Regions from separate parts of the Homo sapiens genome. Here region 1 is linked to region 2. A link is a contact called in ENCODE Hi-C or POLR2A ChIA-PET data. All regions are on one chromosome and are shown on one strand. The core of a region is the stretch at or near the end of the contact, and the rest is flanking DNA. Distances in the headings are between cores, read along the strand shown. Region 1 has its middle 75 kb from the start of LINC02869. Region 2 has its middle 30 kb from the start of LINC02869.

What was found. A loop is a pair of places that touch in the nucleus more often than their neighbours do. ChIA-PET counts read pairs that join two places held with the same protein, here RNA polymerase II (POLR2A). Pooled maps may share reads with other maps.
Region 1: a map of MCF 10A shows a loop between it and region 2 (2.3-fold over the local background). The contact joins two enhancer-like sites. A Hi-C loop is called at or near these places in 5 of 168 maps with a recorded cell type or tissue (MCF 10A, PC-3, PC-9 and 2 more) and 3 of 50 pooled maps. POLR2A ChIA-PET finds 5 or more read pairs at or near these places in 4 of 52 experiments (BJ, HEK293, MCF 10A and 1 more).

Annotation. Positions count from the first base shown.
Region 1 is chr1:218,582,775-218,586,965 of GRCh38, reverse strand. No RefSeq gene overlaps it. Among named protein-coding and RNA genes, the nearest start is that of LINC02869, 75 kb to the right of the region's middle. RefSeq lists enhancers at 467-967, 968-1,468. Within about 2 kb of position 1,330, at least 7 of the 41 ENCODE cell types and tissues checked have a DNase peak (open chromatin) inside an H3K27ac peak, as active enhancers do; they include PC-3, PC-9 and endothelial cell of umbilical vein, where a contact is called at or near this core.
Region 2 is chr1:218,478,230-218,482,649 of GRCh38, reverse strand. No RefSeq gene overlaps it. Among named protein-coding and RNA genes, the nearest start is that of LINC02869, 30 kb to the left of the region's middle. Within about 2 kb of position 1,934, at least 13 of the 41 ENCODE cell types and tissues checked have a DNase peak (open chromatin) inside an H3K27ac peak, as active enhancers do; they include PC-3, PC-9 and endothelial cell of umbilical vein, where a contact is called at or near this core.

The DNA.
Region 1 (4,191 bases), core at 81-2,580, 100 kb before region 2:
CCATGAAAAAATTGTCTTCCATGAAACCGGTCCCTGGTGCCAAAAACGCTGGGGACCACTGCCATAGGGGGAGCAATAGATGCTGCCTGCACTTCCTAAAGCTACAGTGCTAAAGCTCAGTATGCATGCCTCCATATTTCCATGCCTGTCTAGGAATATCAGGTGGTAATGCATATTTAGGGCCAACTTGAAGTTACACAAAACAACACCAGAGAGAGGAGAAAATGCAAAAGAAGGAAAAGCAATGGTTAAGGTCTAATGTAATTAACGTGAAACACAAGTTGTTAGCACCAGTAGCCAATCCTCCTTTTCTACAATCTTCTCTAATCACTTCCCAGCCACCAGCTACATGGGCGTTTAAGCAAACAGAGGAGGGAAAAGAGAGAATATATAACCAATGTCTACAACAGATGCCTTGTCAGGAGGCTCTGTAAAGCCTAGAGCTGCAGCAATCGTTTCATTCAGGCTTTGTGGGTTTTATTGAGCATAAAATGGCAAGAAAATACATGCAAGGGCCTAGAGGAGTGTTTTCAATCTGTGCCTCATGGTGGCTTCTATCTGTTCCTCAATGAAGGGGAAGAGGCATGAAGCAGGGCGGTGGCCAGGAAGGAAGTTCCTGGGAGTCCTCCGTCCCCTTCCCTGTTTAAACCAAAGGAATGTTGCTTTTGTCAGCTTTAGATATTCTCCTAAAGTTGTATTTGAAGAAAGGATGCAGCTAATAATAATAATAATGTTTGAAGAAAATGCTCTGGGACTCATGTGGGCTGACAGACCTGAAGCAATGCTCCTGAGGGCTGATTCCTCTGGCAGGGGCACGAGAGGAAATGACCTTACGCTAATGCTGCCGCTGCAGGGCAGTGATGTCTGCAGAAAAGGCCACAGCAGGCCCCGAGCCACAGCAGGAGGTGGGTCTGCCTGCCATCAGCAGTTAAGAGGGCAGTGGCTGCCCCAGCACAATCCAGAGGCCAGCCAAGCCTGAGAGGCGGAGTTACAGACAACAACTGCAGTGGAAAGATTTCTGACTGTCTGCAAAGCCTTGAGGGTGACCCTCCCAGAGGGTAGGGACAAGAACTCAATTATTCACCACCCTCTGCTTCTATGACTTATTTCTGCATTCATTTCTGATATTTAATTGATTATAAACTAACCAGAAATCCCAAAGGGACCCTCAGTCTCTGCCGAGGTAGCCGTTTAGTTGGGGCTCAGTCAGAATCTGAGGATTTTGTGGCTGAAATGTATAGTGAATGACCTGGGTCTGGCCGGCTGTGTGACGCATAACAGCATACATTGGATGACTCATAGAAGTCAGGGATGGAAAAGACCTATTAGGTCATTTTTTCCATCTTCCAGCTATTGCAGGTTTACTCTCTGCCAAGGTAGGATTATATTCAAATATTTAGCCCAGTCTAGTTCGAACTGATTCAAGTAATAGGGCTCCCACAACCTCCCCTGGGATCTTAATTCCACAGGATCATTGATTTCAATCTTCGGAAAATGTTCCTGATGTTCACTTTAAATTTTCCTTTGCTCAATTTCATCCCATTAATCCTACTTATTACCCCTTAGGCCACCCTAAATAATATCCCTTCTTCTTTCATGTTGACGTTCCTCCAACACTGGTAGGGAGGAGACAGGGGAATACAAAAATGTCTTCTTGGCTTGGCTCACAGTCTTAAGTATAAAACAAAGAATAGAAATGTTCCAAATAATAGCTTAAAATGTTGGGGAGACTATGTGTATCAGATGAGAAAGGGTTTTCCAGATTGCCCAAGAATAGTTCAGACAATCAATGGCAGGTGTTTCTGGGTTTAACTTTACATTCTAAATATTCTGAGTCAGAGAGTAGCAAAGATGAAATGCCACATAATCCACCATATTGCCACCTAAGGTGGATAATGGACTATGTCCTCATAGCCTTTGGGGGAGATAATTCTATATAATCCTCTGATTATTTTTCCCCAGAGGGCAGGGATCACTTCAAATAGCACAAAACCACATTAGTAAAACTCACAGTGAGTAATGTCCCTTCTCGGGGCCCTGGGCAGACCAGACCTGAGAACTGGTGAAGTCAGCCAGTACCAGAGTGTGAGGCCCTGGGGTGGGAGCCAACGTAGGATATCCTGAATACTCCTCAGTGTTTCAAGGGTGCTAGGGTGCTTACTAAAAATACAAATTGTTAGGGTTCATCTCAGACCAACTATGACTCAGGATCTGTGGCCAAAGCCTAGAAACCTGCATTCGTAACAAGCTTACTAACATTTTAAAAGCCTACTTCATAAGGGGACTCTAATCCAATACCATTTGCAAAAACCTTGGACTAAACTGCATTAAGTAAACTAGAGTCCAAAGAGCAAGAATTTGGCTGACAATGGGATAGAGATAAGGAATAAAGGAGAAGTAGGCTTAAGACTGAGAACAGAGCAGGGAAGGTAAGAAGTTATTGTTAGAAATAAATGTGCAATGTCCATAGCCTGCACTCACTAACTGTCAGAAGCATGGTGTGTGGATGTGGGGTCCCCCTGAAAAGATAAAATATTTGCTGGACCTTCATCCACTTGAACACAATTGCTAGCTTTTGAACTTACTGTTTGCATGTTGTGCAAATTAATGTATGAGAGAAACTTGTTTTGAGGAGGAAGAGGAAAGAAAAAATACTATATTTCAAATTTTTAAAAACACACACACTCAAACACATTTTCAAGGAGTCTCAAGCATGATTTTGGCCTTCAGTTATGGTAAAATAGTTGCAGCCCAGCTAGTTCTTCTGGACATTTCAGCTCAGAAGAACTAGCAAGGCCAGATAAAATAGAAAACAGTTTTGTTTAACTTAAAGTCATTGGTGATCTGCAAAGGCAATAAAAATTTGGGGAGTTAAGATCCTGAAGTCAAAGGAATCTCAGACAGATGAGTTGATATTCTTCAAGGTATATCCCCTAAGGAGCACTGGCTGATTCTCAGTATAGAACAAAAGCCTAAGAATTCAAGCAAAGGGGTGCTGCTAAGACACAGAGAAGACAGCAGTCTTGAGCAATATTACAGGACCAGGGAGACAAATACTACAGTTTGAGCCTACCAAGGAAACCAGGCATTGAGAGGCCAAAACCTAATGAGAAGGGAGACACGGGGAATGACACTCTGTTTTTTTTTTTTTTTTTTTTCCCCTCAAGACATTTGCTGAATCCTTATGCTACTCTGGGCTAGAAGCTAAGTAGCTAAACTGAAAAAGATGATAAAAAACAGTGTTTTCTAGAATCATATAATGAAAATGAGGCAAAAATTATACTTTTGGGTTTACCGAGAAAGAGCAGTTGTGACTCCTAGAAAACCATACTCTAGGAGCAGGGACAAATCACAAATAAATAGAGCTTTACAAAAGTTACAACTGAGTCAGCTGCAAGTCAGCTTACTCTCTGATTGGAATAAGGTGATCTACCACATTTAATTTTCCCAGCACTTGATCAATACTTAACAGGCATATGGAAACAGTATAAAGAAAAAAGAAAAAAAAAAACAAAAAATAAAAATATACCCATGTGACCCAATTTTTGGAGTTATCAAACATAGATAAGACTGTGAATTTCATCTTAGAACTCAAATCTATCTATCTACATGTATATTATACATATATACATACATATGAATCAAATGCAAACTCTAGCATCAAAAAATGCAATAATTAAAACTAAGAATTCAATATATGATTTTAAAACCTGATTTGACTTAGCGGCAGAGAGGAGAACTAACTAGAAGTTAGATCAGTAGAAAAGAAAATATCCAGGTAGAAGCAGAAAACCAAAAAAGAGAGAAAATACGAAAAAAGGAGCATAAGAAACACATAAGGCACAGTAAAGAAATCTAAAAATTTGAATCCCAGAAATAGAGAGGACAAACAACACCTAAGAAAAACCACATTAAAGGGGTAATCTCCATATAATTTCCTAAACCAAGGAAACATATCAAGCCACAGAATCAGGAAGTACTATGAGAACCATGCAAGATAAACACAAATAAAATCATATCTACATACAATATAATAAGGCTGCTTATAGTGAATCAGAAAGAGTAAAACCTATTTTAAAAGGCAGTGGGGTCAGGGTGTGTTGAGTAAAACCAAGAAAGGAACAAAAAGACTGACAGATGACTACTCAACAGAAATACATAAATAATGGAAGTCAGTTGACAATAGAATTA
Region 2 (4,420 bases), core at 685-3,184:
AAATATATTATTGACCTTCATTTATTCAATGGAAAAAGTGCCTTTCTTTTTTCTGCTGCTTTAAATTCTACCTTCCATTATCCCATACTTCCACTCTTCCTCCTCTCTGTGTTAATATATACAGCATAGACAGAAATGACTATCAAATAGAGTATAAAGTGATAAAATAAATTTGGGGCCGGGTGCAGTGGCTCACACCTGTAATCCCAGCACTTTGGAAGGCTGAGTCAGGTGGATCACAAGGTCAGGAAATCAAGACCATCTTGGCCAACATAGTGAAACCCCATCTTTACTAAAATACAAAAAAAAAAAAAAAAAAAATAGCTGGGCGTGGTGTCACGTGCCTGTAATCCCAGCTACTTGGGAGGCTGAGGCAGGGGAATCGCTTGAACCCCAGAGGCGGAAGTTGCAGTGAGCTGAGATCATGCCACTGCATTCCAGCCAGGTGAAAGAGCAAGACTCCATCTCAAAAAATAAAATAAATAAATAAATAAATTCGGACTAGGCACAGTGGCTCACACCTGTCATCCCAGCATTTTGGGAGGACAAGGCAAGCAGATCATGAGGTCAGGAGTTCGAAACCAGCCTGGCCAATGTGGTGAAACCCCATTTCTACTAAAAATACAAACATTAGCCCAGCGTGGTGGTGTGCACCTGTAGTCCCAGCTACTTGGGAGGCTGAGGCAGAAGAATCGCTTGAACCCAGAAGGCAGAAGTTGCAGTGAGCCGAGATCGCACCACTGCACTTCAGCCTGGGGGACAGAGCAAGACTCCATCTCAAAATAAATAATAGATAAATAAATAAATAAATAAATACATAAATACATAAATAAAATAAATTCATTTAAAAGTGTTTAAATGAGATCCACATATCTGCATATAAACCCATGTAGGCAAATACTCAAGCTAATTATGTAGTCTCATGGTTAAATTCTTCTTCCTTTAGTCATTAGATAAAGAAACTTATTTAGAGAGAAACCAGAAAAACTAACAATGGTACAGTAGCAGCTAGGCAGTTGAAGAGCCAGGAAAGGAATACGGGAGCCCTCCCTGCTTATCCTATTTAATTATTTCCCCACACTGTCCCCTTCAGAGCAATGATAACACCCAACCTTTCTTGGAAAGCACCACATTTTTCGGGCTATGTTTCTTTTGGAATTGTTCTGGAGACAACAACATGATTAAAATTTGAGGCAAGGGACAGACACAATATCTATCTGGTTGCTATTAGTGTTTTGGAAACTCCAAATGAAATACCGCTAGTTAGCAACTAGAGATGTTGATCAAACAATAGTTCCCCAGCCAACATAAAAACTAGTTGTATCCAGATGACTTTGCTCTCAAGCATTGGAATTTTGGGGCATGTGGGTAAAGCTTGGCTAATTATGATACTGACCACAGTAAAGCACACATATGTATGGCAAAACACTCATATATTGAATTTATGGCATGCCAGAGATAGCCATTCCATATGACACTACCAGCTTTATAAACCAAAACAACTTTGTCCCAATGTAGTAAACTGTTAGAGTTCGTGATAAATCATTGAACAATTAATCTATCTCACAGCCTGTCTTGCACTCCATTTTACAAACTGAGAATATACTTCAGGACTGAAAATATGGGAAAGCATTCAGATATGAATTGCTGAAATAACTACAAGGAAATCTCATTGCACACCATACAAGTTATGTTGACATGGAAGAATATCTCCCCATCAGTCTGAGTAAACTATTACATAACAGCTAAGCTATAATAAAATCCTGATTCCAAATCAAATAAGTCTCCCAGACTTCTAAAATGAGTCACCAACAGCTTTATAAACATACAAAATACTTGACAAGGAAGTCTCTGATAATTTTTCAGTAATTATGTCTGCAAATTGTTCCTTGCTGACATCATCATTAGAAATGGTTTCCCATAAGCTTGTATTGCCTCTTCACATCTGTTCATTAATCACTAATGCTTTGAATATTTCTATCATTATTAGGTAATTCACAGGGTTTACATGATTCCGCAGCACTCTTCTCAGTGGAATTTTTAATTAGTGGAATCAGTGTGATCAAAGCTGATATAATTATGGTCTCATGTTCCTTGCAGTATTTTTAGTGCAGATTCATGATGCTGACAAACCTTAATCCTAAAACAATATTTCAGAAACAAAGATGACACAGTTTCTAAACATCTTGAAAAAAAGTGCAAGGGAGAGAGAGGGGACAGAGTTGAGGGGTCACTAAGTTGACATATTTCGTGTTTAAAGACATTTCAAAGCACTGGCGTCATCTTTCTTTGTGTTGGACATGAGATTTGAAGTCCTGCTCTGACATGTGATTCACAAACCAGCCCTGAGCCAAGTATGAGTGTCAGATGCTGGGTTCTGCATACTGTATTGTCTGGCAATGAGTGTAGGAGAGAGGAAGAGCTAGCTACGCAAAGCAGTCCTGCTGCTCTAGAATAAAGAAAGAGCAGTCCCAGCCTGGCCACATGGGTTTATCCCTCAAAGGAGGGCAACACAGCAGAAAATGTAAGTCTTAGACCTGGGAAAGTTGTTGGGGACAAGAGGATTCCTTGGCCTAAACTATGCCATTATAATGGATGTGACCCAGAATAAACTAAGTCCTTGATCTCTCTGTAACTGTATTCATCCAGTGATAAACACTGGCTCCCTGGAAGCCTGAGAAAGCACAATATTTAGAGGAGTTCAAAATGTGTCTAAATGGAATTTGGATTTCTCCCTAAATGACCTGCGTGGTGGGCATGCCAGAAGCTTGCCACTGGAATGCCACTGGAATGAAGATGGTTGAACAAGCAAAGGAATAAGCACAGTACTTCCTGTTGAAAACAAAATTGCTATCTTTGTCAGGCCTGAAGCCTTCAGTTTAATACATAAAATAAATACTTGGGAAAGAGAAGATGTTTTCTATGGGAAAATGGAAGTTCTGAGGGTAAGATTTAGGTTAATACAAAATAAAAGCTTTCTATCATTAGAGCTATCCAACATTGTTGGATAGGGTTGACAAGCAAAGTAACAAGTATTTCACAACAGGAAGCTTTCCAGTGGAAACTGTGTGTGTGTGTCAAATAAGCAATTCATTTATTAATTTATTCACTCATAACACATTATTTATGAAGTGCTTATTAAGTAATCATAGGGTACAGAGAATGCAAAGATTGATAAAAATATAGCCCCTAACATAACATAGCCCAGGAGTTCACAAAACAATAGATGAGACACACACCAAAGCAGAATATTAAAACAATATAGTCAATAATAAGCTAACAAAATGACCCAGCTTTGGGACACACATAAGACCTGACTTCAAAAGGAGCTAGAGAAATAGACTGTATTCTTCCACTGGGCTTCTGAGTGGTTGATTTTCTGTGCTTCCAAAAAGACAGAGCTTCAGACCCATTGGTCATGTTAGTAGAAACTGATGCCCATCTCTTTAACTTGAAGAGAATCAGCAAGTTGGAATAATAGAAAGAGAATAGTAGAACAACCAGTGCTGCCAATAAAAGTGAATTGGTAGGGGAGAAAAAGATAAAGAAAATAGAAAGTGGTATTGGTAGACTCTTGGAAATCATGGTTTCCATAGCAAAAAGTTTGCTTTCTCTCTGCCTCTGACCCAGGAAATAAACACTTTCTCATGACCCTAATTACAGGATACTTCGAACTGTAGAAATTTGCAATGACAGGAAAATACACACACACACACCTGTTTCCATAAACTAACCATGGAAACTATTTAAAAACTGATAGTCATATAACCTATACCAGAATGTGTGACAATAACTTTTATACCCAAAGCATAGAATAAATATCAATAGAAAATAATTTATGCTGAAATAGAGTGAAAACTATTTATTTTATATAAGATCCCTGAGATAAGAAACCAAAAGCTGAGAACCATGAACCATTAGCAATTGTTTTGAGGAACTATGAAGAATATGAAAGGTGACAGAACACTGGAGAAGAAAAAATGTGGTTCCAGACCAAGCCCACCATGAGGTTCACGAATTAAGCAAGAAATAGGAACTTATTTCCTGTTCTGACAACTGAGAACTTTGACTGTTTGGGAAGGACAGTTGACAAGGTGAGTCATGATGTCCTTGTGGAGAAGATGAAGAAATGTGGGCTGAGATGACCAGTCCATGGGTGACTTTGTAACTGGTCGAATGACTGTATCCTAAGTGGGATGACTATGGAGGGCATTTAACATAGAAGAATTCTCAGAGTGAGCCATGGATGGCTCTTCCTCTGTCTTATGCCTTATCTCAGTCAACGTGTTTACCACTGAATTAAACGAGAATCCTGACAGTGTGTTGACTACATAGATACATAGAAAACAATAAGCTGAGAGGGATACCTGATTAGTTAGTTGAAAGAATTCTGTTCCAAAAGAAGCTTTGTCACTCTGGA